Regions from separate parts of the Homo sapiens genome. Here regions 2 and 3 are each linked to region 1. A link is an interaction called in ENCODE POLR2A ChIA-PET data of the cell type or tissue named here. Cell type or tissue: GM12878. All regions are shown on one strand. Each heading gives the region's core, and the rest is flanking DNA. Links, peaks and the distances in the headings are about the cores only.

Evidence for each region. ChIA-PET counts read pairs that join two places held together with the same protein. Peaks named below come from ENCODE experiments on the same cell type or tissue, not always from the same donor. Only the 100,000 strongest peaks of a DNase experiment are listed, where the experiment ranks them.
Region 2: POLR2A ChIA-PET joins it to region 1 with 9 read pairs; 3 of 35 experiments call an interaction of 5 or more read pairs at or near these places.
Region 3: POLR2A ChIA-PET joins it to region 1 with 5 read pairs; 4 of 35 experiments call an interaction of 5 or more read pairs at or near these places.

What each region holds. Positions count from the first base shown.
Region 1 is chr5:172,311,844-172,319,477 of GRCh38, forward strand. No RefSeq gene overlaps it. Among named protein-coding and RNA genes, the nearest start is that of UBTD2, 32 kb to the left of the region's middle. RefSeq lists enhancers at 3,877-3,966, 3,997-4,086. In GM12878, for the core only: no CTCF peak of the experiment used is centred there; a DNase peak (open chromatin) is centred at 4,261; H3K27ac peaks cover 3,071 bases.
Region 2 is chr5:172,153,604-172,161,237 of GRCh38, forward strand. STK10 (serine/threonine kinase 10) reads right to left here. Exons shown (of 19, transcript NM_005990.4): 2 at 3,021-3,185. Among named protein-coding and RNA genes, the nearest start is that of STK10, 31 kb to the right of the region's middle. In GM12878, for the core only: no CTCF peak of the experiment used is centred there; no DNase peak of the experiment used is centred there; H3K27ac peaks cover 1,372 bases.
Region 3 is chr5:172,377,191-172,384,824 of GRCh38, forward strand. It overlaps SH3PXD2B (SH3 and PX domains 2B), which reads right to left. Exons shown (of 13, transcript NM_001017995.3): 5 at 4,846-4,937. Among named protein-coding and RNA genes, the nearest start is that of SH3PXD2B, 74 kb to the right of the region's middle. RefSeq lists a silencer at 584-643 and an enhancer at 944-1,073. In GM12878, for the core only: no CTCF peak of the experiment used is centred there; no DNase peak of the experiment used is centred there.

The DNA.
Region 1 (7,634 bases), core at 1,226-6,225:
AGTGGGGAAGTACATTCTGTCTTTAAAAGCAAACCAAAACAAATTGATTTAACAGCATTTCCGATGAATAATATAACCACATTGAAGGAAAGAAAAGAACAAATCCGTATGAGGACACTATATATTTGTCCTTGGTTTTGGTCAGGGTTGGGGTTGGGAAGCAAATTGCAAACAAACCCTGACTTCTGTTTTATTAGATTTGATTTTTGTACTGAAATGGGCAAAACAACACAAAAATTATCTTTGGTATATTATAGGATTGAGCAAATGAGTAGATTTGATAGTAGACATTGATATTATTGGAGGCCAGGGTTCTCACTGCGGAGGAAGGGAGATGTAAGGATGGGGGAAGGCCAGGAAGTACTTGGTGGGAGAGAGCGCAAAGTCCCAGGCAAGAGGTGTGGACACATGGAGGGGTGAAAAACTGGGACCAATAATAAATAGTTCAACCTACCACAGGTGGCCAATGTGAATACATGGTAATACATGGTAGCTATTTAGAAAAATATTTGTTAAATTACAGCAAGCCAGGAATCTAAGTTAGTAGGGATGAAAATATTGCTTTTGGCTCTGAAAGGGCAATGTCTCAGCTAACAAGTAGCAAAGAGAGAGGCTGATTCCCCCAGCCTGCCTAATTATTGAGGCATCATCTCTACTTACTGAAAAACCACGGCAAGGAGGCTGTCCAAGTTCAAGTGCCTGATTTGATCTTTCCATGGGAGGAGCAAGCTCAGGGAGATGACAAAGAACAGATAGATGCATATGATGGAATTCCACATTGTTCATTTATGCTGGGGAAATTAACCACCCACTCAGTCCTGGTCACAGGGTCTCCCTTCTGATGTGGCAGGTGGGACCTTTCAAGACACCCAAGTATGGTTTTTTTTTTTTTTTTTTTTTTGAGGTGGAGTCTTGCTCTGTCACCCAGGCTGGAGTGCAATGGTGTGATCTCGGTTCGCTGCAACCTCCACCTCCCAGGTTCAAGTGATTCTCCTGCCTCAGCCTCCTGAGTACCTGGGATTACAGGCGCCCACCACCACGCCCGGCTAATTTTTGTATTTTTAGTAGAGACAGGGTTTCGCCATGTTGGCCAGGCTGGTCTCAAACTCCTGACCTCAAGTGATCAGCCAGCCTCGGCCTCTCAAAGTGCTGGGATTACAGGCGTGACCCACCGCGCCTGGCCCCAGCTATAGTTTAGACGGTTGCTGGTTAAGCAAATAATTCGAGCAGATGGAATTGGATCTTCCTAAGGAATGTTCCTATTATCTTGTGACTTTTCTTTCTCTAGTCTACAAATAAGAAGATAAACTTTTCTCTGGATAACTGGAAAGAATCCTAGAAATCAGAGTATTGTGCCCTTTGAAAAATATTGAAGAAACTCTACAAAGTCTTGCTCTTCAACACAGTTTTTTGGACTCCATACAGAACACTCTGCATTATGACCAGACAATGGACTTATTGCCACGGTGGAATAAAGGTTAGATTTTAATCTGTGTAGTTTGTGCCTGCCCAGTATTCGTTCATTCTTCCTCCAGTAGTGAAGGCCAGAATTCCCTCTGAAGAGCCAGTTCCTCCCATCTATGACTCTTAGTCCATCTGATTCTGGTGGAGCCCACTTCTTCCCCACTCCAGCGTGGTCCCAAGTCTCAGACTCAAGCCAATCAGTGCATCCCAAACCCAGGATTGCTCTAGGATGGTCATGTGATTCAACTAAGCTAAGAAGAGGCAGATCCAGGACTTTAAAAAACAAACAATAAACTCCTGAAACAACTCCCCAAATAACCAATAAATTGTTAATTTGTTTTTTTTTTTTTTTTTTTGAGACGGAGTCTCACTCTGTTGCCTAGACTGGAGTGCAGTGGCACGATCTTGGCTCACTCCAACCTCTGTTTCTCGGGTCCAAGCAATTCTCCTGCCTCAGCCTCCCGAGTAGCTGGGATTACAGGCACCTGCCACCACACCCAGCTAATTTTTGTATTTTTAGTAGAGACAGGGTTTCACCATGTTGGCCAGGCTGGCCTTAAACTCCTGACCTTAAGTGATCCACCTGCCTTGGCCTCCAAAGTGCTGGGATTACAGGTATGAGCCACCATGCCCTGCCAACCAATTGTTTAGAAGAGCCTTTTCTTCTGCCCATGAATTTTGGAGGAAGTAAACTTGCAGCTGCTTGGAGTCCCTAAAAGGGAAAAAATTGGGGCTGCTCTCCAGTTGGCGAGAGCCTACCCAAGCGGGACACTAACATAGAGGAAAATACAGCTGAGAAAGAGGAAGAATCCAACCCCTGAGAAATAATCTGAGCCAAATTCAGCAATGCTTGAATCTACCCCGTGGAATTTTCAGTTTCGTAAGTCAGTAGTTTTAAATTTTATTTCCTGTAAGTCTCAGTTGAGTTTCTCTCACTTGAGGGTAGGAAAGGTTTTATTTGTCTTTGTCTCCCAAGTACTCAGTGTTAACTCATAAAGAAGCATCCTTGTGTGCCATATTAAAAGACTTAGGGCTGGGCGAGGTGGCTCACTCCTGTAATCCCAGCACTGGAGGCTGAGGCAGGCGAATCACTTGAGGTCAGGAGTTTGAGACCAGGCTGTCCAACATGGTGAAACCTTGTCTCTATTAAACATACAAAAATTAGCTGGGTGTGGTGTCAGGTGCCTGTAATCCCTTTTACTCGGAAGGCTTAGACGAGAGAATCGCTTGAACCCCGGGAGGCAGAGGTTGCGGTGAACCAAGATCGCGCTACTGCACTCCAGCCTGGGGGACAGAGTGAGATGCCATCTCAAAAAAAAAAAAAAAAAAAAAAGGCTTAGGCTTGATCCCCGGCAAGTGAGGAGTAACTGAGGAGCTGTAAGCAGCAAAGCTATATGAAGCGTTTCATGCATTGGAGCTATGGGTGGGTAGACCTTTCAAAAGCAAGCAGTGGCGTGAACCTGGGAAGCGGAGCTTGCAGTGAGCTGAGATCGCGTCACTGCACTCCAGCCTGGGCGACAGAGCGAGACTCCGTCTCAGAAAAAAAAAAAAAAAAAGCCAAGCAGTGGCAGACATGAAATCTTTACCTCATAGCCCCACCCAGCTGAAATTACACACCCTCTGACAACAGGAGGCCAGGGACCAAACTGAGTTGTACACTCCCTGTATAGGTATGTAAGAGATAGGGCTTCTGTTCTCCCCATTCCTCCCTCTCACCATACCTGGACTGCTTTTGGAAGGAAACTTCTAGGGGTCCATGAGGCAGGCCTGCACACATTCCAAGCAGGCAGTAAAGCGCATTTCATTCTGCATGGTGTCATCAGGCATTCGTTAAAGGAATATATGACCTGTGGGTGATTAAAATCTAATGAAAACAGGCATTCTCAGAATGACTTCCAGAATCCAGGCAAGAGAGCACTGTTAAATGTCTGGAAATTATTGTACAGTTAAAGCACCCACACTCCCTTCTCTCCCAGACAACCCTGGGTCAGAATTGATCTTCCCTGTCTTTGTTCTTCTACTGTGCTCATAATCTCTCAAGTGCAACACGGATCGTGATATTGTCAGAGGTGTGTGAACCAGAACAACTCTGTCTTGAATAGGAGCTGAGTAAAGTGAGGCTAAGACCTGCTGGGCTTCATTCCCAGACTGTTAAGGCATCCTGAGTCACAGGATGAGATAGGAGGTCAGCACAAACACAGATCATAAAGACCTTGCTGATAAAACAGGTTGCAGTGAAGAAGCCGGCAAAAACCCACCAAAACCAAGAAGGCCACGAGAGTGATCTCTGGTCATCCTCACTACTACACTCCCATCAGCATCATGACAGTATACAAATGCCATGGCAATGTCAGGGAGTTACCCTATATGGTCTAAAAATGGGAGGCATGAATAATCCACTCCTTGTTTAGCATATCATCAGGGAATAGCCATAAAAATGGGCAAACAGCAGCCCTCAGGGCTGCTCTGTCTATAGAGTAGCCATTCGTTCATTCCTTTACTTTCCTAATAAACTTGCTTTCACTCTACTCTGTGGACTTTCCCTGAATTCTTTCTTGCGTGAGATCCGAGAACCCTCTCTTGGGGACCGAGACCCCTCTCTTGGGGACCGAGACCCCTTTCCGGTAACAGCATGACTGTAAAGTGGAGTTGCTTTGTCTATATTCCCTTCTAGAGGTGAACCTTGAGGTCAGGGACAGTCTTACTCATCTTTATGGTCCCCTGCACACCCCCACAATGCCCTTAATACCCAGTTGTTCAATGGACTTGGTGAAATTTGTAATCTCTAAATAGGCCTTGTGAAACCAAACTACATATGGCCTGAGAAGGATTCTGTACGTCTTTATTTGAGTCTTTGTGGACAAACTGCAACCTAACTTAGTAAGTAGACAAGATTGAAAACCTAACTTAGGAGTATGCGCCTGTAACAATAGCTGAGTCCTGGCCAATCCCAGTGGCCATCCTTCAACCACTCATACACTGCTGAGTGTTCAAACTGTGTTCAAATAAGGCAAACGCCAACCTGTAACCAATCCGGCTGTTTCTGTACCTCACTTCTGATTTCTGTATGTCGCTTCCCTTTTTTTGTCTATAAATTTGTTCTGACCATGAGGCATCCCTGGAGTCTCTCTGAATCTACTGTGATTCTGGGGCTGCCTGATTGGTGAATTGTTTTTTGCTCAATTAAACTCTCTTAAATTTAATTCAGCTCAAGTTTTTCCTTTAACAGCCTGACTTTATTTTGTTATATATATATATTTTGAGGTGGAGTTTTGCTTTAGTTGCCCAGGCTGGAGTGCAATGGCGCCATCTCGGCTCACCGCAACCTCCGCCTCCCGAGTTCACGCGATTCTCCAGCCTCAGCCTCCTGAGCAGCTGGGATTACAGGCATACGCCACCATGCCTGGCTGATTTAGTATTTTTAGTAGAGATGGGGTTTCTCCATGTTGGTCAGGCTGGTCTCAAACTCCCAACCTCAGGTGATCTGCCCACCTCGGCCTCCCAAAGAGTTGGGATTATAGGCACAAGCCACGGTGCCCGGCAACAGCCTGGTTAAAAAAAAAAAAAATTGGGCCGGGCATGGTGGCTCACGCCTGTAATCCCAGCACTTTGGGAGGCTGAGGCGGGAGGACCACGAGGTCAGGAGATGGAGACCATCCTGGATAACACGGTGAAACCCCGTCTCTACTAAAAATACAAAAAAAATAGCCGGGCGTGGTGGCAGGCGCCTGTAGTCCCAGCTACTAGGGAGGCTGAGGGAGGAGAATGGCGTGAACCCGGGAGGCGGAGTTTGCAGTAAGCCGAGATCGCGCCACTGCACTCTAGCCTGGGTGACAGAGTGAGACTCCGTCTCAAAAAAAAAAAAAAAAAAAAAAAAAATTGAAAATAAACATGCTCCCTGAATCCATATGTTTATTAAGACTCTTTTGTGGCCAGTGACAGAAACTTAACCCAGTCACTTAAGAAAATCGCTGGTTCATTGATTCACCTTCAGGCACAGCTGGATGCAGAGTTTCAAACAGTGTCACCTACACTCTATTTTTGTTCTGCTTTCCTTTGTATTAGGCTTTGTTCTCCTGCAAGCTCTGCGCTTGAGATGACCAATATGGTTACTAGCATCTGTAGGCTAAATTCAGCCAGCTTGGCAAGTACAGTAGAAAAGAGCTCCCCAAGGTTGGGCGCGGTGGCTCACAGCTGTAATCCCAGCACTTTGGGAGGCGGAGTGGGAGAGAGGTGGTGGATCACCTGAGGTCAGGAGTTCGAGACCAGTCTGGCCAACATGGTGAAACCCCGTCTCTACTAAAAATACAAAAAATTAACCGGTCGTGATGTCTCGCGCCTGTAATCCCAGCTACTTGGGAGGCTGAGGCAGAAGAATCGGGTGAACCCAGGAGGCAGAGGTTGCAGTGAGCAGAGATCGTGCATTGCACTCCAGCCTGGGCAATAAGAGTGAAACTCCGTCTCAAAAAAAAAAAAGAGCTCCTCTTCCTCAGAATCTCCAGCAAAGGTCTAAGGATCAAGTCTCATTGGTTTGGCTTGGGTCATCTGTCCATGACTGAGCCACGTGTTGTAGCCAGGAGACTGGGCTGTACTGGTTGGCGAGGTCTGGTTCACATGCCCATTCTTGGACCAAGGAGTGAGGCTAGCCCCATCTAAATCACATGGATTGAGAGTAGAGGGAAAAGAGGTTCCTCAAAGGAAAATGAGGGCAATACTACCTGAAGAAAGGAAAATAGATTACGGGTGGCTAAAATCACAAATGTCCACCATATATAAGTATTTGATAATTCATGTGTGTGTCTGTGTATATGTATGCAGACATGTAATTAATATATGTAAGCAAAAGCTAATTATATACAAACGAATTTTATTAAAATTATGTCAATAACAGTGATAATGATAGGCTACTATCAACTGAAGTTTACTTCAGTGCTAGCACTTTCTAGCTACTTTACATCTATTAACTCATGTAATCCTTATACTACCCCATGAGGCAGGTGCTACTATGTCTTCACGTTAAGGGCAAAAATTTAGATCTGCCGAAACTCAAATTGGTTACCATATTACATTGTCTCACATTTAGAAAACATAAATCAGAAGTGTACTAGGGACTGGGCGTGGTGGCTCACAACTGTAATCCCAGCACTTTGTGAGGCCGAGGCGGGCAGATCACCTAAGGTCAGGAGTTCGAGACCAGCTTGGCCAACGTGGTGAAACCCTGTCTCTACTAAAAATACAAAAATTAGCTGGGCATGGTGGCGGGTGCCTGTATTCCCAGCTGTTAGAGAGGCTGAGGCAGGAGAATTGCTTGAACCCAGGAGGCGGAGGTTGCAGTGAGTCGAGATCTTGCCACTGCACTCCAGCCTAGGAGATAAGAGCAAAATTCCAGCTATAAAAAAAAAAAAAGAAATGTACTAGGGTATTTGATAATTTTCTTCCCCTCCTACTACCCTACTGGGTGGACTCATTCATGCAGCAAACACCAAGTATTATAATGTGTTAAGTCTTCTATCAGGTACTCCGGAGACAGAAAAGTAACATGAGATACCTGCCTGGAGGGTTCCAGTCTGGTGGGGTAGACAGACACATAAACACAGGATTACAGGGCAGTGTGGTAAGTTTTACAGCAACAGTCTCTTTTTAAAAAATTTTTAAATTAAAACAAATTTTTTTTTTTGAGACAGAGTCTAGCTCTGTTGCCCAGGCTAGAGTGCAGTGGCACGATCTCGGCTCACTGCAGCCTCAGCCTCCTGGGTTCAAGCGATTCTCCTACCTCAGCCTCTCAAGTAGCTGGGATTACAGGCGTCCACCACCACGCCTGGCTAAGTTTTGTATTTTTTTTAGTAGAGACGGGGTTTCGCCATGTTGGCCAGGCTGGTCTTGAACTCCTGAGCTCGTGATCCGCCCACCCTGGTCTCCCAAAGTGCTGGGATTACAGGCATGAGCCACCGTGCCCGGCCTATAGCAACAGTCTCTATGTGGAATTCTCCCTTTTGTTTCCCTTCCACACAAAATGTTCAAAAACATCTTACTGTAATTCAGTAGTGTTATGAAAAGAAGATAAAAGAATTTCAGTTGAAATAAAAAATTATTTCTGCCATAGACTTCATTGAGCATTATTAAATCCAGAAAAGGGTGATCAAATGGGGTGGTTCTGTTTAGATTTCACT
Region 2 (7,634 bases), core at 1,135-6,134, 160 kb before region 1:
CCAGTTTCTCATCCCAAAGTCCCTGAGAGCAGACCCCAGGTCCAGAACTGGTTTTGTCAAAGATATCCACATGGAAAAGTGGGCTCCTAAAGCCACAGGGGCCCAGGCCTGGTCACAAGATGCGCCTGAGAACCATCACACAGAAGGAAATATCAAAGGGTTGGTGCATCCTTCAACCTGTATCTCTGGACTTCTCCCTTCTACACTTTTGCCCATTTGCTGGTCCCTCTACTTTGACTGTTCTTCCTTCTCTTATCTCCCCAGAGGACTCCTATGCATTCTGCAAGACCCCGTTCAAATGTCCCTTCCTCTGAAGCCTCCCCTGACCAGATGATGTTCCACATCACATCCTTGGGCTTCTGGCCTAGTCTATTCTTACCACTTCTCAAACTGCCTCCACGTTTTTCTCTTGTCCTCTCAAACCTGACTTCTTTCTGTAACACAGAATATGCCTCTCCCCTGCAAAAAAGTACCACTGGGTCTCCATTACCTAAAACAGTGATTCTCAAGCTTAAACGAGCATCAGAGTCACTTAGATTGCTGGGCCCTACCTTAAAACGCCAATTGCTGGGCCTCACCTCAGTTACTGACTCAATGGGCCTCAGGAGGGGCCTGATAACCTGCATGTCTAACAAAGATCCAGGGTGTGCTGATCCAAGGGTTGTACTTTGAGAACCACTGCAGTAAAAGATGGAGGGATAAGTCTTCACCTTGGCATGCAGGGCCTTCTACAACATGGCCCCCAATTACTTTACCACCCTCATCTTTCACCACATGCTGCCCTGGCCCTAGACTAGCCACCTCCCAAACAGGCTGTACCTTTCATGCCTCCACACCGCTGCCCACGCTGTCTCTCCTGCCTGCCATCCTTTCCCCCTCTTTATCTACCCAGCTCCAGGGCCACCTTCCTTGATCTCATAGTGTCTAAAAGGCAAATCGGAGGAGCTGGGGCCTTCTACAAAGTAACAAATGTAGGCTGTCAGGGCAGCTACAATAGAGGAGGGAAAGAAATGGTCTTGGCCACAGCAGTGGGCCTGGAGGAGAAAGCACCAGCCTAAAGTGACAATTTAGGGACGGAAAAGTCTAGCGTATTTATTTAAACAACAGCATGACAGTCGCAGTCTAGTTACAAACTGTGTTTGGCTCTACCTGGTTTTCCAGCTCTGCCACTTGCTAGCTGTGTGGCCTGGGGAGCAGCTCACATAGCTTTTTTGTTTCTCATTTTCTTTTGTAAGATGGGATAAAGCAACAACCTCACAGAATGAAGATTAAACCACATAATGCAAGTGAAACTCATAGCAAAAGGCCAAGCACACAGTAAACTCTCAATAAATGCTAGCTACTATAAGTAGTATCTTTGGACCTGGGAAAGTTATGAACTTGGTACCCAGCCACAATCAATAACAGGAATAGAAACATAATAGCTATTTTTCTTAATGGGTACATAGTCAGCAGGCCAACAAATGCTGTATGCACAGAGAGGAAGATGAATGGACAGAAAGTGGGTGGCTGGGTGGGTGGGTGGGTCAATGGGAGATCTCCTTTGGTTAATATCAAAAGTGGCTCTGTGAGGCCAGTTTGGCAATAGACATTAAAGACTCTTAAAAATTCTCGCTGGGCACAGTGCCTCACGCCTGTAATCCCAGCATTTTGGGCAGCCGAGGCAGGTGGATCTCCTGAGGTCAGGAGTTCAAGAAGAGCCTGACCAAGACGGTGAAACCCCGTCTCTACTAAAAATATAAAAAGCAGCCAGGCGTGGTGGCATGCACCTGTAATCCCAGCTGCTTAGGAGGCTGAGGCAGGAGAATTGCTTGAACCCAGGAGGCGGAGGTTGCAGTCAGCCGAGATCGTGCCACTGCACTCCAGCCTGGAAAACAGAGTGAGACTCCATCTCAAAAAAAAAAAAAAAATTCTCATAAAAAAGCTCTCAGAGGACACACAAAAAAATCCAAAGATGTCCATCACAGAGTTGTTTATAAGAGCAAAATAAAAATAAAAATAAAAAAAAGAAAGAAAGAAAAGGAAATAGCCTAAATGCCCAACAGTAGAGAAGGGCACAGTCAGAAGATGGATTTCTTTGGAAGAATTAGAAAAAAAAAAAATGAAGAGGACTGGGCATGGTGGCTAACACCAGTAATCCCAGCACTTTGGGAGGCCAAGGCCAGCGGATCACCTGAGGTCAGGAGTTCGAGACCAGCCTGGCCAACACGGCAAAACCCCATCTCTACTAAAAATACAAAAATTAGCTGGGCATGGTGGCACATGCCTATAATCCCAGCTACTCAGGAGGCTGAGGCAGGAGAATTGCTTGAAGCCGGGAGGCGGAGGGTGTAGTGAGCCAAGATCACACCACTGCATTCCAGCCTGGGCAACAGAACGAGGCTCCATCTCAAAAAAAAAAAAAAGAAGTTGAGGGGTGTTGCTGAGTTTGGAAGATGGCGCTTGAAGCTACAACCACACTGTGAGGATGCTGATGGAGAATAGCGGGCTGGTAAAGAGCCCCCTTCTTTAGTGCAGCCATCGAGAAGGATCTCCATGTAACAGCTGTAGCAGTGGCAGAAGAAGTGCTACTATGACAAATAACAAAACAGCCAATACTTACCGGGCTCTTACATGTGCCCAGCACTCTTCTAAGCACCTATCATGAATTAACTCACTTAATCGCAGTAATCACTCTATGAGCTAGGTACTATTATTAGCCCCACCTTACAGATGGAGAAACTAAGGCATGGAGAGGTTAGGAACTTGGTTAGGATTATTAAGCTTGTAAACAGCAGGGCTGGGATTCGAGGCCAGGCCATAGCGCTTTCTGTTCCAAATCACTAGTTCTACTCCCAAGGGGGAGGCACCACAGGAAAGGGTGGGTAAGTGGCCAGGAGCTCCCTACTTCACCATCTCCTTGCCCTAGCCCTCGTCCTCAAAGCAGATGCTGAGAAAGAGCTGAAGACTTCAGGACCAGGCTAGCTCCAGAGCACCAGGCCATGGGGGCTGAGCTGGGACAGACAGGGCGGCAGCCTTACCCACAGCTTCCCGTCGTGATAGTAGGCTCCCAGGAGCTTCACAATGTAGGGGTGGTCGCAGGTGGCCAGGATCTCAATCTCCACGATGTAGTCCTCCAGCTCCTCCTCACTCTTGGTTTCAATGACTTTGGCCGCAGCCAAAGCACCCGTCTCCTTATTCTTGGCCTGCAAAGAGGAGATACAGGAGGTCAACAAGGCATGCTCCGCAGGAAACTGACCTTTGGACGTGAGCCCGCAGTCCTGCATGAGTGTGAAAACAGAGGCCGGATGTCCAGATGCTGAACCGGAACGTACATTGTTCTTAACAATAGCCACACATCATGTCTGTACTTAAGAGTAAGTACCATACACCCCTACAACACTATGGAATAAACAAAAATACAAGAATGACACAGCTCTACAAATACCAACATGGAAAGACTGTTGATTTGTTCAGTAAAAAACGAAGAAAAAAACCCAAGTCATTGAACAATAAAAATGGCACAATACTTTTTGCATAAAAAATGGAAAACTACGCCTTCATACATGCTCACAAGCATCTGTGAATGTATGGAAAACTCAGGAAAGATACTGCCTGACAGCAGGCTGGGGAGGGGCCAGAAATAGGGAGGCATTCAAAGGGTACTTTCACTCTGTTTAAAATTTAAAATCTAGGCCGGGTGCGGTGGCTCACACCTGTAATCCCAGCACTTTGAGAGGCCAAGGCAGGGAGATCACAAGGTCAGGAGTTCGAGACAAGCCTGGCCAACATAGTGAAACCCCATCTCTACCAAAAATACAAAAATTAGCCAGTGTGGTGGCATGCGCCTGTAGTCCCAGCTATTGGGGAGGCTGAAGCAGGAGAATCGCTTGAACCCGGGAGGCAGAGGTTGCAGTGAGCAGAGACCACACCATTGCACTCCAGCCTGGGTGACAGAGTGAGACTCCATCCCAAAAGAAAAAACATTTTTTTAAATCTGTTTAAAAATTTTTTTTGTTGTTTTTTGAGATGGAGTCTCACTCTGTCGCCCAGGCTGAAGTGCAGTGGTGTGATCACTGTTTACTGCAGCCTCCGCCTTCTAGGTTCAAGCTAATTCTCCTGCCTCAGCCTCCCGAGAACTGGAACTACAGATGTGCACCACCACGCCTGGCTAAATTTTGTGTTTTTAGTAGAGACAGGGTTTCACCACATTGGCTGGGCTGGTCTCGAACTCCTGGCCTCAAGTGATCCGCCCATCTCGGCCTCCCAAAGTGTTGGGATTACAGGTGTGAGCCACTGTGTCTGGCCTAAAATTTGTTTAAAATTTATGATAGGAATGTTTGATGCGTTTATTTGCAACATTTCCCACGCACTAACAGTAGAATGAAAAGGCAGACTGCGTAAGTGCCCACCAGTTACAGCGGAACTGTTTCGTAGATGCATGTCACCTAGGCAAAACAAGTCTTCCTTATGTGAGGAATAAGAGGGTAAGAAAACTCCACACACACTAAGATGGCTATAATTTTAAAAAATGGAAAATAACAAGTGTTGGTGAGGACTGGAGAAGTTAGAACCCTTGTGCATTGTTGGTGGGAATGTAAAATGGTGCAGCCAGTGTGGAAAACAGTTTGCCAGTTTCTCGAAAGGTTAAACATAGACCTATCCTAGGACCTAGCAATTCTGCTCATAGGTATATACCCAAAAAAAAAAGCTCAAAGCAAGGACTCAAGGAGATATTTATATACTCATAGCAGCCAAAGTGTGGAAACAATCCAAGTGTCCATCAATAGATGAAGAATATTTGGGAGGCGGAGGCAGGCAGATCACTTGAGGTCAGGAGTTCGAGACCAGCCTGGCCAACATGGTGAAACCCCATCTCACTAAAAACACAAAAATTAGCCGGGCGTGGTGGTGGGCGCCTGTAATCCCAGCTACTCAGGAGGCTGAGGCAGGAGAATCACTTGAACCCAGGAGGCAGGGGTTGCAGTGAGCCAAGATCATGCGACTGCACTCCAGCCTGGATGACAGAGCAAGACTCCATCTCAAAACAAACAAACAACAAAAAAAGATGAATGAATAAACAAAATGCGGTATATCCACACACTAAAATATTCTGCCATAAAAAGGAACAAAAAGGAAGGCAATTCTGACACAAACTACATGGATGAATCCTGAAAACATTATGTAAAGTGAAATAAGCCAGACACAGGAAACATAGTGTATAATTCCACTTACCTGAAGTACCCAGAGTAGCTGAAATCATAGAAGTGGAAAGTAGAATAGAGGTTTCCAGGGGTTAGAAAGGGGAAATGGGGAGTTATTGTTTAGTGGGTAAAGAGTTTTTGTAGAGGATGATGAAAATTTTGAGGTGTAGACAGCAGTGATGGCTACACAGCTGTGAACTGATTTAATGCCACTAAATTTACACTTAAAATTGGCCAAAATGATAAATATGATGTTCTGTATATTTTACCACAATTCAAAAGAGAGAGAAATAATCATGTAAATGGAGCAAGCAATCCCACCCCATTGCACACAAGGAGCTAGTGTCTGGGAAATGGGAGGTGAGGACCCACAGCTCCCCAAGGATCCTGCGAGGACGTTGGTGGGGAATGCTGCAGCAAACATCTCACCCACCCTGCTGCATGGGGTTCCAGTGTTGAACAAGTACACATGGCCAGGCACGGTGGCTCACGCCTACAATCCCAGCATTTGGGAATCCGAGGCGGGTGGCTTGCTTGAGTCCATGAGTTTAAGAATAGCCCAGGCAACAGAGCGAAATCCCGCCTCTACAAAAAAAAATGCAAAAACTAGCCAGGCATGATGGCATGCACCTGTAGTCCCAGCTGCTTGAGAGGCTGAGGCGGGAGGATCACTTGAGCCCAGGAGACGGAGGCTGCAGTGAGCTGAGATCTTGCCACTGCACTCCAGCCTGGGTGACAGGAAAAAAAGAAAACAGCCGGGCACAGTGGCTCATGCCTGTAATCCTAGCACTTTGGGAGGCCGAGACAGGCGGATTGCCTGAGCTCAGAAATTCGAGACCAGCCTAGGCAAGATGGTGAAACCTCATTTCTACTAAAATACCAAAAAATCAGCTGGGCATGGTGGTAAGCACCTGTAATCCCAGCTACTCAGGAGGCTGAGGCACAAGAATTGCTTGAACCCGGAAGGCAGAGGTTGCAGTGAGCCAAGATGGCACCACTGCATCCCAGACTAGAAAACAAAGCAAAACTCTGTCTCAAAAAAAATAAATAAATAAAAAAGAAAGAAAAAGGCCGGGCGCAGTGGCTCATGCCTGTAATCCCAGCACTTTGGGAGGCCAAGGTGGGCGGATCACAAGGTCAGGAGTTTGAGACCATCCTGACCAACATGGTGAAACCCCATCTCTACTAAAAATACAAAAATTAGCTGGGCGTGGTGGCAGACGCCTGTAATCCCAGCTACTTAGGAAGCTGAGGCAGGAGAACTGCTTGAACTCGGGAGACGGAGATTGCAGTGAGCCGAGATTGCACCACGGCACTCCAGCTTGGGCGACAGAGTGAGACTCTGTCTCAAAAAAAAAAGAAAGAAAAAAAAACCACAAACACATTTCCCTACAAAATGGCCCCTAGCCAGGTGCGGTGGTTCATGCCTGTAATCCCAGCATTTTGGGAGGCCAAGGTAGGTGGATCACCTGAAGTCAGGAGTTCAAGACCAGCCTGGCCAACATGGTGAAACCCTGTCTCTACTAAAAAGTACAAAAACTAGCCAAGTGTGGTGGCACATGCCTGTAATCTCAGCTACTCAAGAGGCTGATGTGGGAGAACTGCTTGAACCTGGGAGGTGGAGGTTGCAGTGAGCCGAGATCGCACCACTGCACTCCAGCCTGGGTGACAGAGTGAGATGCCATCTCAAAAAAAAAAAAGGCCCCTAAAAGCACGCTGCTCATCTGGAGACCTTAAACAGCAATCTATTGCAAAGCACAGGGAAAACGAGCTCCTCTGGACTGAATGAACATATTATAGCTTAGTCTCCACCGTGGCACCTTCCTAAGGATAATATTGATCACGCTCCACCCTTGCCTTCCATAACAACTCTGGAACCTGACTGCACCGGAAATTCCGGCTGGCCAAGTTATTCCTGCACATCTAGCACCCTATGGATGACAATGAGCATTCATTCCTGTCATCACAGGGACCCGAGGCTTGGAGTTTCCCCCATTCCACAGACGGACGTGCAAGTCCAGGTTTAGAGGGGAAATGTGATTGGAACTAGGGGAGTGGCACCAGAATTTGCATCAGGATCCTCTAACGTCAAAATTTTCTGCACTTTCCACCACTGTACAAGGTCTCCCTACAATCTCCACCACTTAGAAGTCTCTAAGACCAGATGCCAACAGACATTTAACAGAGCACTACTGGGCCAGCCCTGCACAGGGTGCCCACAATACAGACACAGAGCAACCCTCTCCCTGGCCAGCTCAAAGTCTAGCTAGAGAGACACAGCCCTCTACTGAAAGTGACGAGACAGCATGCTTATGATGGGGTGTGGGAGAGGGCACCTAACCCCACCAAGGAGCCTTCTGGAAGGAAGCAATACTAAGGGGTGGGCCGGGTGTGGTGGCGCACGCCTGTAATCCTAGCACTTTGGGAAGCTGAGATGGGTGGATTGCTTGA
Region 3 (7,634 bases), core at 1,442-6,441, 66 kb after region 1:
CATCTTCTTGGTGTGACATGCTTGGGGTGTTCCCAAGTTTTCCTACTCATGGCGGCCAAAACCCTCCTCCAATAGCACCAGCTGGCTAGGAAAGACGCCCAAAGTCCATGTCAAGCCCTAACATGGGTTGACCTTCAGGATCCTGACCAACAGACCAACCCCAATGGGTATAACCCTCAAGTTCACCATCCCTAAACCAACAACCAGGACCCAGCTGAGACTGCCTGCTGTGGCCCCAGAACCATCCCTTGGGCCCTTGGCAACCACCTTCCTTCCTTTTCAAATCCTGGCTTAAAGACAGGAAGGCATCACTAGGTAAGCACCTGCCCTGTGCCAGACACCATCCTTTATGGGCAGGGTCTTGCTTAGTCCTCACAACCAAGCTGTGAGCCAGGGTAGTGACGCCCGCTTTACTGATGAGAAAATAAGCTCAGAGAAGTCAAGTCATTTGTCCAAGGTCACACAGCTGGGAAGGGACAAAGAGATTTGAACCTTCCCTTTCTTTTCAGGAAGGCTCTCAGAACCAGATACATATACTCCAGCATGATGGACGTATATAAGATATGAGATAAGCATGCTAGCTTATCTCAGCTGTTACTTGGTGCTTTCTTTGGTACAGTCTGGGCTGTGTTTTGTATTTTCAGTGGATGTTCTATTTGTGTATGCATGGGTGCCTGTGTACCCACATGTTCACACAGCTTTTCCCACCACTGTGAAAGTCAGCAGGCCCTCCCTATCTGGCTGATGAATGAACAATGCCAGTGCCCTTGGCTGGATGCAGCATGGGCTGAGAGCTCCTGTCCTGCGCTATTTCTACAAGCCCAAGCCAGCAAGCTAGTGAGGCTGCCTCTGCCACCAAAGAGAGGAAGCCAGAGAGTACCACAAAGCCACCATGCAGCCTCCGGGACTTCCCACCTCCTCTCGAGGGCTGGCTCACACCCTTTGTCCCCGAGTGTCCTTCCTTCTTGAATGAAGATGACCAGACTCCTCCCAAGCACAGCAGCTGCCCCTGGCCTGGCCCTCTCCCCTCTGTGTGTCTAAGTTGGTCTGATGCTTGCTCAGAGGCTGGGGCCACTGCAACCACCCTTGCCAGGGAGAGGGCAGAGGCATCCCAGCACTAACACTGGGAAGGGCCGCCAGCGCGGGGCTTCTTCACCTCAGGTCCATGTACAGGATTCTGCACAAATAAGGACCTCCTGAAACTGCAGGTGCTCTTCCAGGAAGAGGGAAGAAAGCTTTTGTTGGAATCTCTAAGTGGTCCATGATGCTCCCCAAAGTTAAACTTGGATTCTCTAAGTGGTCCAAGATGCTCCCCAAAGTTAAAGTAGAAGAAAATCTGGCTATCATTGAATCCAGGGGCCCAAGGAATGCACACCAATGCCAATACTACCCTCGTGGCTGCTGTCTGCTCCTTCCTCTGCCCTTGGGCAATATGGTCTGTAGAGCAGTTCCAAGTGATTTTCTCCACATCTTCTCATTTGATTCCCCAAGCAATTCTGTGAGGGAGGTGTCATCAGGCCCATCTTACATAAGAGGAGACTGAGGCAAGGGGCAGAAAAACCTGCCCAATCTTACCCAGCTTGAAAGTGGCTCCTATAGGCCGGGCATGGTGGCTCATGCCTGTAATCCCAGCACTTTGGGAGGCCAAGACAGGTGGATCACGAGGCCAGGAGATCGAGACCATCCTGGCTAACACGGTGAAACCCCGTCTCTACTAAAAATACAAAAAATTAGCCGGGCATGGTGGCGGGCGCCTGTAGTCCCAGCTACTTGGGAGGCTGAGGCAGGAGAATGGTGTGAACCTGGGAGGCGGAGCTTGCAGTGAGCCAAGATCGCGCCACTGCACTCCAACCTGGGTGATAGAGCAAGACTCTGTCTCAAAAAAAAAAAAAAAAAAAAAAGGAAAGTGGCTTCTATAAACTGAATTCATATATTGAAACACTAACCCCAGTGTGATGGTGCTTGGAGATGGAGGCTTTAGGGGTAATTAGGTCATAAACGTGGAGCCCCCCGGATAGGATTAGCGCCTTTATGAGAAGACACAAAGGTAAGAGGATCGCTTGAGCCCAGGAGTTTCAGACCAGCCTGGACAACATAGCCAGACCCTGTCTCTACAAAAAATTAAAAAAAAAAAAAAAAAAAAGAAGAGACATAAGAGAGCTGGCTTTCTCTCTCTCTCTCTCTCCCATGTGGGGACACATCTGCAAACCAGGAAGTGGCCTTCACCAGGCACTGAAATAGCTGGCACCTTGATCTTGGATTTCCAGCCTCCAGAAAGTGAGAAATACATTTTTGTTTAAGCCACCCAGTCTGTGATATTTTTGTCATAGCAGGTGGAACAGACTAAGACAGTAGTCAGGCAATTTTCCCTGCTGAGGGTATATCAGGCTGGGCATCTTGATCAACTCTTAAGAGACAGCGCTGGAATAAAGACAACAATGTCTGGTCATTCCAAGAGGGGCACTACCATGAGCCGCCACTTCCTGAGCAGCTGGCAAAGTCTTAGAATTTTTCCCTGTGGCAGTCACTCAGTCCTCAACATTACCCTACAAAGTACAGCTACTCCCATTTCACAATAGAGCAAGTGGAAGCCCAGAAGCAAAGTGAGGGAGGCCCATGGCCACAAAGCCCAGGAGTGGCAGAGGCAGGATTCGAACCTGGGTGTACTAGATTCCAAACTCAGGCTCTTTTCTATCAAGTGAGCCTCTTGTGTGGGACTGAGCTTAGGTTCAGACTCAGGCTGACCTGGGGAAAATTCACCTTCACCTCTTCCAAACTGTGCCTCTCTTTCATTATCATTTTGTTAAAAGTCCCTTTTATTATTCTGAACCTCAGCTTCCTCATCTGTAAGAGAGGAATGACAGGTTTTTTTGTTTTTGTTTTTGAGACAGAGGCTCCCTCTGTCACCCAGGCTGGAGTGCAGTGGCGGCGATCACTGCTCACTGCAGCCTCAACCTCCTTGGCCCGAGCAATTCTCCCATCTCAGCTTCCTGAGTATCTGGGACTACAGGCACGTACCACTATGCCCGGCTAATTTTTTTTTTATTTTTAGTAGAGACAGGATCTGACTATGTTGCTCAGGCTGGTCTTGAACTCCTGTGCTCAAGCAATCCTTCCGCCTCGGCCTCCTAAAGTGCTGGGATTACAGGCGTGAGGGAATGACAGTTTTTATTGGGCAGTTTCGTGAGAAAATGAAGTGGAAAGGGAACACAATAAGCTCTGTATCCTTTGATTTACCTTGTGTAGAAATTATAAGTGAAGCCAGAGGCTATGAGCCTGAATGGCAGTTCAATCCTGTAAGCCCAGGAGGACTGGAGACAAAGGTGCTTTGAGACTATTTCCCCATATTTCATGATGGCGACACAAATTGGGAAATGCTTACCAGACACCAACGCCAAAGACACTAAGAACAAAAACATTAGCCAGCACGAGCGAAACACCCCAAATTATCAGATTTATATTATTCTGTATCTTTATGATTATTTTCAAATTTATGAAACTGTGTCTTGGCTCCCGTGTTGGTAAGGCATTCCCTTGTGACATCCGATTCAAAGGTTTACTGTTGCCTCTTACAGTCTCCCTTCACTCCAAAACCACGCACTTCTGTGCGCTCACTATGAGAAGCTGTGTTTACTCGCTCCGTGCTCGTCACAGGAAATGGTGCATATTGGGATATATTTATTGCAGAAACTTAGGTCTACTCATCTGTGTGCTAGCAAACCATCAGTCCTGAGTGGTGTACTCGGAAGTCTGTGAACTCGATTTTGGAGGTCGCTGTGTGTGTGTATAAATATAAATGGCCTGACTTCACTTGTTAAAACACTTTCATGCTTTCTCCTCACAAGTCTATTTAAAAAATTTTTGTGATTCCAGCAGATCATTTCCAAAAGGGAGCATGTGTCTTTCTCTCTTGATACACATACAGTGCTTGGCACACTGCCCGCCACGCTGGCTGCTCAGCAAACTCAGCCTTGGTTACGGCTGCTGCCTGGGGCATCCAGCGAACGCAGCGCCAAGAGCAGCAGCATCTACTTCTGGAACAGAGCCTGGCTGGTACTTTTCAGCCCTTCTCGAATGAGCCCAGACGGACCCCAAACTCTGCCCGCTCTTGCTCCTGTGACCCCAGGACACTCCCAGCACCTTGGGCTGATCTCTTTTCCCCACTGCTATTTCTCCGTTAGCCAGATCCCTTCCTGCTTTCCCCAAAGCACCCGGGCCGGCCAGAGTGTTGGTGCGTAAGTGCGGGTAAGCAGGCGGTGCTAGAGTTTTATGTGGTGTGCACTGTGTGGCTGGGGCTGCTGGCTGTGTAGCGACAGGCGTCTGGGCAAGTGGCCTGTCCACTGCAGGGAGAAGTGACAGGGAGGCAGGGCTGTGGTGGGCATTTTGGAGAGCTTCGGAGCCTGGCTGGTCAGGATGAAATCCCGGCCCCGTTGCTCACCGGCAGTGGGGTCTTCGTTGGTTTGGGTTGCTCCCGCATTCACATCCCTGGCAGTTCCCGAGCACACCCACCTCCACCTCTGTGGACAGAAGCTAGATGAATCTACGGCTCAGCCCCTGCCTCACGGGCTCAGCCTGCTCAGTTCCGACACACCTCGATAAGTGCTGTGGGCAGGTGGAGAGTATGATGGGATGACAGGAGTGGCACTCAGCCAGTTTCCTTCACCTGTCAAACGGACGATCGCTACCCACTTACAGCAACTCTGAAGGCTAAGTGAAGTGCGGTCTCACAGGGGCTCAGCCGACGAAACCCACTTTTGGCTGCACTTTGCTTTACTTGGGGGTGGCTGGACTGGCAGGAGGGAGGGCTGTGGGGCTCCATCTGGGGAAGCCCACAAACAAACTTACTCTTTGGGGGGATTCAGGTCCTCAGGTCTTGTCTCAAAGAACTGCAGCACCTCATCACACTGAGAGATGTAGGGGGGCAGCTGGATGAGGGCCTGGAGAAGAGAGACGCAGGTGAGTGCAAAGGAGGAGAGGGGGCTGAGCATGGTGGCACGCGCCTATAATCCCAGCTACTCGGGAGGCTGAGGCAAGATAATTGTTTGAACCTGGGAGGCGGAGGTTGCAGTGAGCTGAGATCGCGCCACTGCACTCCAGACTGGGTGACAGAGCGAGACTGTCTCAAACACACACACATACAAACACAAAAGCAAACCCAAAAAGCAAAGGAAGGAGACGGGTGTTAGGAATGCCATATACCACCAGTGGCTCTCAGACTCGGGAAGGCACCAGAATCACTTGGAGGGCTTATTAAAACACAGATCGTGGAGCCCCACCCGAGTTTCTGATCCAGTAGTTCTGCGGAGGGGGCTGAGGATGTGCATTTCTAAAAAAGTTTCCTGGTGATGCTGCTGGTTTGGAGAACAACACACACACACACACACACACACAATGTATGATATACACGCATATATTATAGGCATATTTGTTCAAGTAATATGTCCATATTTAGGCAAAATCAGACCATACTGTACATGCTATTTAGTAAACCTATGCTTTCACTTAGCTATAAATTGTCAACTTCATGCCATTTCATTATTCTTATTTATTTATGTTGAGACAGGATCTTGCTCTGTCACTCAGGCTGGAGTGCAGTGGTGCAGCCTCGGCTCACCACAACCTCTGCCTCCTGGGTTCAAGCGATTTTTGTGCCCTAGTCTCCTGAGTAGCTGGGATTATAGGCATGTGCTACCATGCCTGGCTAATTTTTTTTTTTTTTGTATTTTTAGTAGAGACAGGGTTTCGGCATGTTGGCCAGGCTGGTCTCGAACTCCCGGCCTCAAGTGATCCACCCACTTCAGCCTCCCAAAGTGCTGGGATTACAGGTGTTTGAGCCACTGCACCTGGCTCATTTCATTATTCTTCTATAACATCATCTATACTGGATACTGGATTTTGTACAGCTGTGTCATACTTTATTCAACTCGTCTACTGGTGAATCTTTAGGTTATTTCCAACATGCTCACATATATGTCTTAACTCACGAATCTGAAGCATTAAAGTGAAGGGACTGTTTTATGATTTGGATAGAGGTTCAAAGTCTCCAAGTTGATGAGGGGTTGAAACAGATCTTCCACTGGCCAAATTCCACATTAATCTGCCCCAGTGACTCACTGGCTGTGTAGCCCTCCACAATGCTGGTTTATTTACTAACCTCCACAAAGCTGGTTTATCTACTAACAGGTATTCATTCAATGATTCAATGAGCAAAAATTTTCTTTGTGCTCAGCACTGCACTAGTTTCTGTGCCAAATACAACAGAAGTGCAGGGTACACTCTGCTCGTTGAAGGATCCGAAACTCAGACATGGCCATCATGAATAAACAGCTCAGTTTAACAAATATTTACTTAAGCCTCCTTTGGCCCGGGCCCTGGACCAGGGTAATGAGGATGCAGATCTGAGGGTGGTTCAGGTGGTTCACGCATACATTTTGTTGCACACACCTGTGCAGAGAACACGTGTGCATATGCATGAATTGCACAGGTGATTCTGCCAGCCAAGCTGCCCAAGCAGTGCGTGCTCTGCATGAGGCTGGACTCTGTTCTCTCCTAGAGGGCCTCAGTTCCCTGGTGCCTCTCATGAGCCTTCTCACCATGCTGAGCCTGAGTCTCTGGGGTCTGGGGATAGAAGAGATGTGTCTTGCATTTCCTTTCTTTCTTTCTTTTTTTTTTTTTGAGACAGAGTCTTGCTCTGTCACCAGGCTGGAGTGCTGTGGTGCTATCTTAGCACACTGCAACCTCTGCCTCCCGGGTTCAAGTGATTCCCCAGCCTCAGCCTCCCTAGTAGCTGGGATTACAGGCGCACGCCACCCCACCCGGCTAATTTTTTATATTTTAGTAGAGATGGGGTTTCACCATGTTGGCCAGGATAGTCTCGATCTCCTGACCTCGTGATCCACCCACCTCGGCTCCCAAAGTGCTGGGATTACAGGCGTGAGCCACTGCGCCCGGCCTGTGTCTTGCATTTTCTATATAACCAGCCCTTAATAGCTCACCACCCAACTCCCAAAGTGATGTGCCGACGCTGCAGCAGTACTGGGCTCTCGTGGACCAACGGAGAGATGAATGGAGGCCTCCAGTGTGGCACCTTTTACAGGGCTTTGGGGATATGTTGACCCTACACAATTATTTCTCCCATTAAAAAAATTAAATTGTGGTAAAATACACACAGTAAAAAGCTTACCATCTTACCCATTTTCAAGTGTACCGTACGGTGCATTAAGTATTTAATGCATTCACACTGCTGTGCTACCAGCACCGCCATCCATCCACAGAACTCTATTCATCTTGCAAAACTGAAACTCTGTACCCATTAAACAACAACTACCCTTCCACCCTCCCCCAGCAACCACCATTCTACTTCTGTCTCTAGGGATTGATGATTCCAGGTAGCTCATATAAGTGGAATCATACAGTGTTTGTCTTTTTGAGTCTGGCTGATGTCATTTAGCATGCTCATCCATTCAAGGTTCATGCTTGCAGCAGGCGTAAACACTTCCTTCCTTTTAAAGGCTGAGTAATATTCCATTGTCTGGATACACCGCATTTTGCTTATCATTCACCTGTCGATGGACACTTGGGTTGCCAACCCTACATTACTTTGAATCAGGCTCTAACTTTAAGTCCCCGAGCTG